2 separate regions of the Homo sapiens genome follow, and region 2 is linked to region 1. The links are chromatin loops, found by intact Hi-C in ENCODE. Cell type or tissue: heart left ventricle. All regions are shown on one strand. Each heading gives the region's core, and the rest is flanking DNA. Links, peaks and the distances in the headings are about the cores only.

What was found. A loop is a pair of places that touch in the nucleus more often than their neighbours do. Peaks named below come from ENCODE experiments on the same cell type or tissue, not always from the same donor. Only the 100,000 strongest peaks of a DNase experiment are listed, where the experiment ranks them.
Region 2: it touches region 1 in a loop (2.6-fold over the local background); 6 of 110 quality-filtered maps call a loop at or near these places.

The regions. Positions count from the first base shown.
Region 1 is chr1:183,279,859-183,282,764 of GRCh38, forward strand. All of the region lies in intron 7 of NMNAT2 (nicotinamide nucleotide adenylyltransferase 2), which reads right to left. Among named protein-coding and RNA genes, the nearest start is that of LAMC2, 95 kb to the left of the region's middle. RefSeq lists enhancers at 1-402, 1,975-2,034 and a silencer at 1,715-1,764. In heart left ventricle, for the core only: a CTCF peak has its summit at 1,789 (motif pointing right); DNase peaks (open chromatin) are centred at 1,813 and 2,133; H3K27ac peaks cover 1,594 bases.
Region 2 is chr1:183,415,541-183,418,446 of GRCh38, forward strand. It overlaps NMNAT2 (nicotinamide nucleotide adenylyltransferase 2), which reads right to left and starts at 2,840. Exons shown (of 11, transcript NM_015039.4): 1 at 2,643-2,840. The coding sequence starts at 2,727. In heart left ventricle, for the core only: no CTCF peak of the experiment used is centred there; a DNase peak (open chromatin) is centred at 1,391; H3K4me3 peaks cover 1,263 bases; H3K27me3 peaks cover 2,062 bases.

The sequences.
Region 1 (2,906 bases), core at 260-2,759:
AATGATCTGTTTGTGTGCAGGGATTTTCCTTTATCTTTACAGCCCCAGGGTCTGGCAGAGTCACTGGCATACAGTAGGTGCTCAGGCATGTTGAATGGGTAAGGCAACAGATGAGCTGACAACAGAGATCCTGCAGGCTGCCTTCCGGGCAATCTGGGAGGGCTGTGGTGACTATCGTGGCCTCTGCTCTTGCAGCATGGGGTCACTGGGGAGAATGTTTGCCTGAGTCAGTGGCGCCTCTGCGTTGCGCCATAGGATTTCTGGCCCAACTCCCCAACTGTGGAGAGGAACCACACTTGGTATTGCTGACAGGAGCCAGACTAGGCTTATTTCTCGGATTCTGTTGTTCCTCAGGCCCACTTGGAGCCACCCAGGGTTCTAGGTCAGTTCTCTGTTGAAAGGGCACGTCTCTGTAATTCTGACTGCCTATAAGTTCAGTTAGATCAAGCTTGTCCAACCCAAGGCACATAGGCCACATGTGGCCCAGGGTGGCTTTGAATGCAGTCTAACATAAATTCGTAAACTTCCTTTTTTTTTTCTTTTTTTGGAGATAGAATCTCCCTCTGTCACCCAAGCTGGAGTGCAGTGACACGATCTTGGCTCACTGCAACCTCCGCCTTTCAGGTTCAAGCAATTCTCTTGCCTCAGCCTCCCAAGTAGCTGGGATTACAGGTGCCTGCCACCACACCTGGCTAATTTTTGTATTTTTAGTAGAGAGGGGGTTTCACCATGTTGGCCAGGCAGTTCTCAAACTCCTGACCTCAAGTGATCTGCCCACCGTGGCCTCCCAAAGTGCTGGAATTACAGGCATGAGCCACTACACTCGGCATGTAAACTTTCTTAAAACATTATGAGATTTTTTTTTGGCGACTTTTTTTCTTTTTTTTTGCTCATCAGCTATTGTTAGTGTTAGTGTATTTTTTTTTTTTTTTTTTTTTTTTTTGAGATGGAGTTTCGCTCTTGTTGCCCAGGCTGGAGTGCAATGGCGTGATCTCCGGCTCACCGCAACCTCCGCCTCCTGGGTTCAAGCAATTCTCCTGCCTCAGCCTCCTGAGCAGCTGGGATTACAGACATGTGCCACCACACCCGGCTAATTTTGTATTTTTAGTAGAGATGGGGTTTCTCCATGTTGGTCAGGGTGGTCTTGAACTCCCAACCTCAGGTGACCCGCCAGCCTCGGCCTCCCAAAGTGCTGGGATTATAGGCTTGAGTCACCGCGCCCAGCCTAGTGTTAGTGTATTTTATGTGTGGTCCAAGATAATTCTTCCTCTTCCAATGTTGCCCAGGGAAGCCAAAAGATTGGACAGCCCTGAATTAGATGGTCATGTCAACAGGGAATGTGCTGGCCCTCAGCTTTCTCTCATCACTGGTTCTCAACTGAGGGCAATTTTGCAATTGCCAGGGGACATTGGGCAATGTCTGGACATTTTTGGATGTCAGGACTGGAGGGAGAGGGTGGCATGCTACTGGCATCTAGTGGGTGGAGGCTAGGAGTGCTGCTAAACATCCTACAATGCACAGGGAAGCCCCCCTCCCCAACACATCTGTTCCCAAATGTCAATTAGTGCCAAGGTTAAAAATCCCTGCTTACAGCCATGAAAATAAATCTCTTTCCTATTCCCAAGCCAGGGACACACTATCCCAACCAAATATAATATGGGACTTTTATGTTTTAAGCCAAAGCACAAAGAGTTCAAGAGTACGGTCTCTGCCACCCTTTCTTGCAGGACCAGTGCAAACATTTAAGTCAGACAAGCGGCCCCAGCAGGGCTTGAGATCCCACATATGGCCACTGGAGGGCAGCAGTGACTTCTCCCAGTTTGTCCTATGAGGCTAAGGCAAGTTTCCAGCCCAACAGCCTGTGGTCTAGGGCAGCCCTGGAGGAGCAGTCAGCTGTTAGGAGCATGTAAATAGGGTCAACAGACGCTAATGGAGCTAGGAGAAAATGGCTTTTCCTCCTCATTTAGTGTGGAAGGAAATATTAAAAAAGGGGACACGTGAGCCCCAGCGCCTCACACAGCGCAGGAGTCGGGAGGCAGCGAGCTCCCTTCCAGCTCCTCTGGGCTAGCCTCCTTCCCCAGGTCACGCTGATCCAGGGCCACGAGCCAGAATGCACACTCTCTGTCCACACTCCCCTCCCAGGAATCCGGGCTATGTGAAGCCCGGGCCCTGCAGCCCATCCCAGTTTCCACTGCATGCAGCCACCACCTGGACCATGCCAGGACCTGAGCCCAATCTGACAGCTGTGGCTGCTGAGCTGTCCTTTCTCGGAACCTAAGTGTTCTCCATTCTCTACCCCACACTGTCCTTTCTCCATCACATGCAGGTAGACCCTCCCTCTCAGCGAGCACAGGGGATGTGGAAGGGGACAGGCAGAGCCTCAGGGAAGCCAGAGGTGAGAGGTCACTCCCCAGCAGCATTTTTGGTCCCTGGCGGCTGGCTCACCATAACTCCAGAACTGCTATGGAGCAAGAAGAGTAAGCAGAGGCCCCTGCCCCTCCCGAGGTAGCCGTGAGCTAATGGAAGTGAACACAGCAGTACGCTGTGCAATACTGATCACCACTGTCCTCTCCTGGAGGGGACTCCTTGAGTCAGGATGAGGAGTGCCTGATCCACCTGCCCCAGGCGCTAGGAAGGCAAGCAAGGCCATGGCTCAAGCTTGCCACAATACATCTCTGGACTAAGGAAAGAGAAATACACTGGAATACAATGAGAAGTCCTAAGGCTGAGCTCTGCTGGCCAAGGAGACTGCGTGGGAAGGCAGCAGGTGGTGACCAGGCTGGAACTGCAGGGAAGTGGAGTGCAGGAGCTTTCAGCCCAGCCCAGGCACCTTCCCTCCCATCCTTGCCTGTTGGGTGTTCTGGGTCTGGAGAACCTAGAGCCAAATGCTCCTGCCTGTTTTGGGG
Region 2 (2,906 bases), core at 140-2,639, 140 kb after region 1:
GCAGTATGAAGGCCTCTGCAAGAGGAATCAGGAACATGAGGCTCAAGTCTCAGTGCCACCCATTCTCCATGTGTGTTCATAAGTCACTTGGCTTCTGTCAGTTTCTCATTTGTAAAATAAGGGTAATAATGTTTTTCTTATAAGGTTTTTAACAGGAATAAGTAACATAACATAGATGAAATGGCTTTGTTAACCAGAACTGCTCTACAAAAATAAATTATAAAATTTATCCAGAGCTCAAAGATTCCAATAAGACATTCTACCAAAAATAGTTGAATGTGTATTTTGTGTTCTTATTCTTGCCTCATTTTCACCTGTTTATGTGCTAAATTCTTCATTAGGTAATAAACTCCTTAAAGCCATAGTGAGTGAACATATTATATCCTTTTTTTGTATTACTCTCTGAATTATACTTTAATGGACATGCAAAGGACTTTGTTCACATTCTGCCCTGGTCCTCAGTTCTTATACTAAGTAAATAATCGTTACTGCCAAAAGTCTCCTTTCACCTTTCTATATCTAAACCCTTCCACTGCAACTCAGGTCTATTTCCACATAGTCTATCCTTGAAGCTCATGGAGAATTGGCAGGTCAGCATTCGCTTAACAAAAGCCTTTATTACTGTTAACAAAGAATCTTCAGCTACAAGACAGAATCTTTGGTTCTCAATCCAAATCTGTTTCTCTTGTAATCTAAAACAACTGGGATTTCCTAGCTTCAGGAAGAAAGGAGCAGTACCTGCTGGGTCATCAAAGATTCTTAGAGCCACAGAGTTTCATCCCCAGCCCAATGGCTCTTCCCTACTCCTCCTTTCTCTTGGTTCCAAAGGAAAACCCATCATTGCCTGGTCAAGGGAGAGGAGTAAAGCGCATCAACATAAAGTGCTAGAGGACATATGGACAGACAGGAAAAGAAGGAAAGGGATGAAGACACCAGCATCAAAGGAAAGTGAAAGTGGAGTGTTCTTAGGGCACTGATAGTCCTTAGAAGACTGATGACATGCTCTTGTCTACCCTGATGCTGGAACAGAAGTCCTTATTTAACAGGCAAGTTGGCATTGGTTCTTAATAAAAGACTTTTGAAAGCTGAAGGAATGGTGAAGAAGGGATGGCTATCTCTCAGCCTCCCTCCTTCTATCGTGTAGATATGCCTACCCGATTTGCCCTTTGCTCAAAGTAGTTCTATATTCTTTCCATGAGGTTTTTAACAAGCGAGCCCAGTTCAGCGCACCTTTTAAGTTTAAAGATGAATATTTTTAGCCTAAGCCACCTCGCCCTGTCTTTACCGCTGTGGTGTGGTTTTCACTAAACCTCCCTAGGAGGGCTCGCGCAGTCCTCAGGCTCCGGATAAACACGTGTGCCCGCATCCAGCTCCGGCGCGCCCTGCATTTCAGCACCGCCGCCTCTGGAGAGCGCCTTGCTGGCGGGCCAGGTCAGGGCCTCCCACACGCTCTCTCATCCATCCCAGCCCACTCGCTTTTCCCTACTCCTCGCTTCTCTCAGTTTCAAGAAAAAGCACCCCCAACTTCTAACTTCTCAATTCCTGCTTCTAAAGTGACCTCCGCGTCCCTCTTTCCGTGTCTAAACGCTCATGCCCCACGCCTTTGAGTCCTACGAGCAGCTGCGAAGCCGCGTGGCTTCCCACCGGTGGCGCGAGACCTCCAATAGGCATCTATCGATCACCTTTCCCCTACCGCTGCTGGACCCCGAACCAGCCAGCCGGATGCCCCCGCTCGCTCTCTCTGACTCCACGCCCCAAAGCTTCTAAGAAACAAACGCGCGATAAGTCCCCTCCCCCCAACACGCACACGCATATACTCACACACAGTCATTCGCACATTCGTACACACACTAGACGCCTCAAGCCTTCCGAGTGCCATCGCCACCCTGGGCAGAGCCTCAGCCAACTTGGGCCCCGATCCTTCGGCTCCGGCTCGCGCAGGGCCTCCCGCAGCCTCCGCCCGGCCCCCTCCCCGTCCTAGGCAGCGGGTCCCTGAGGCCGAACCTAGGCGGAAAAGGGCCCCCTCCCTATTCACTCAGCATCCACCTCGCGCGGGCAATACACGGCCCACAATTCCCAAACACTGGTCCCTGGGCCGCCCAGAATCACCAGCCAAATCCGAAATTAATCTTGAAGCCCCAGCCCCTGTCACCGGTGTGTCGGGCGCGAGTGTGTTTGCGAATCCCAGGCACATACATGATTTAACTCCTTCGAGCTTTCGGCCCATCCTAAACAAACAGCACGTTATCTCCAGCCCCTTCCTCCCCTACTCGGCGCCCCAACCTCTGCCCCCATCCCGGTCTTCGCCAGCCTGGTAGCCGAACCACCGCACCGCCACACTCCAGTTCTGGTATCTCGAACCCCTGCCCAGCCCCAAATGATACTCATCTCTAGTCCCCTCCCATCCCCCACCTTTGGCCCCCTGCGAGCCGGGTCTGGCCCCGGCAAGTGACGCCTCGGAAACGCAGTCTGCGTACCCTCCCCTGAGTCCAAAATGAAGGGGCCGACCTCCACCAGCTGGATGAGCCGGCCCACCCCTCCGAAGGGGCACACGCCTTCCCGTTCGATCGCCCTGGAAAACACAGGTGCCTGGGAAAGGAGAGGAGCGGAAGCGGCTTCCAGAGGTGGGCGGGAGGACTCACCAAACATCTGAATGTGCCCTTTGGTGATGGGATTGAAGCTGCCGCAGGCGAGCAAGATAACGTGGGTCTTGGTGGTCTCGGTCATGGTGCAGATGGGTCCTTCGCGGTGGTCTAGGGGTTGCCTCTCTTTTTGTGTCTCGTTGTGTCTGCAGAGGGAGAAAGGAAGGCGAGGCTCCGGCGGTGGATGCTGTGGACTCCAAGGAGCCGCTCCAGACGCAAACCGCGTCACTCTCCGCCTCCCCTTAACGCTTGCAGCTCCGGCTA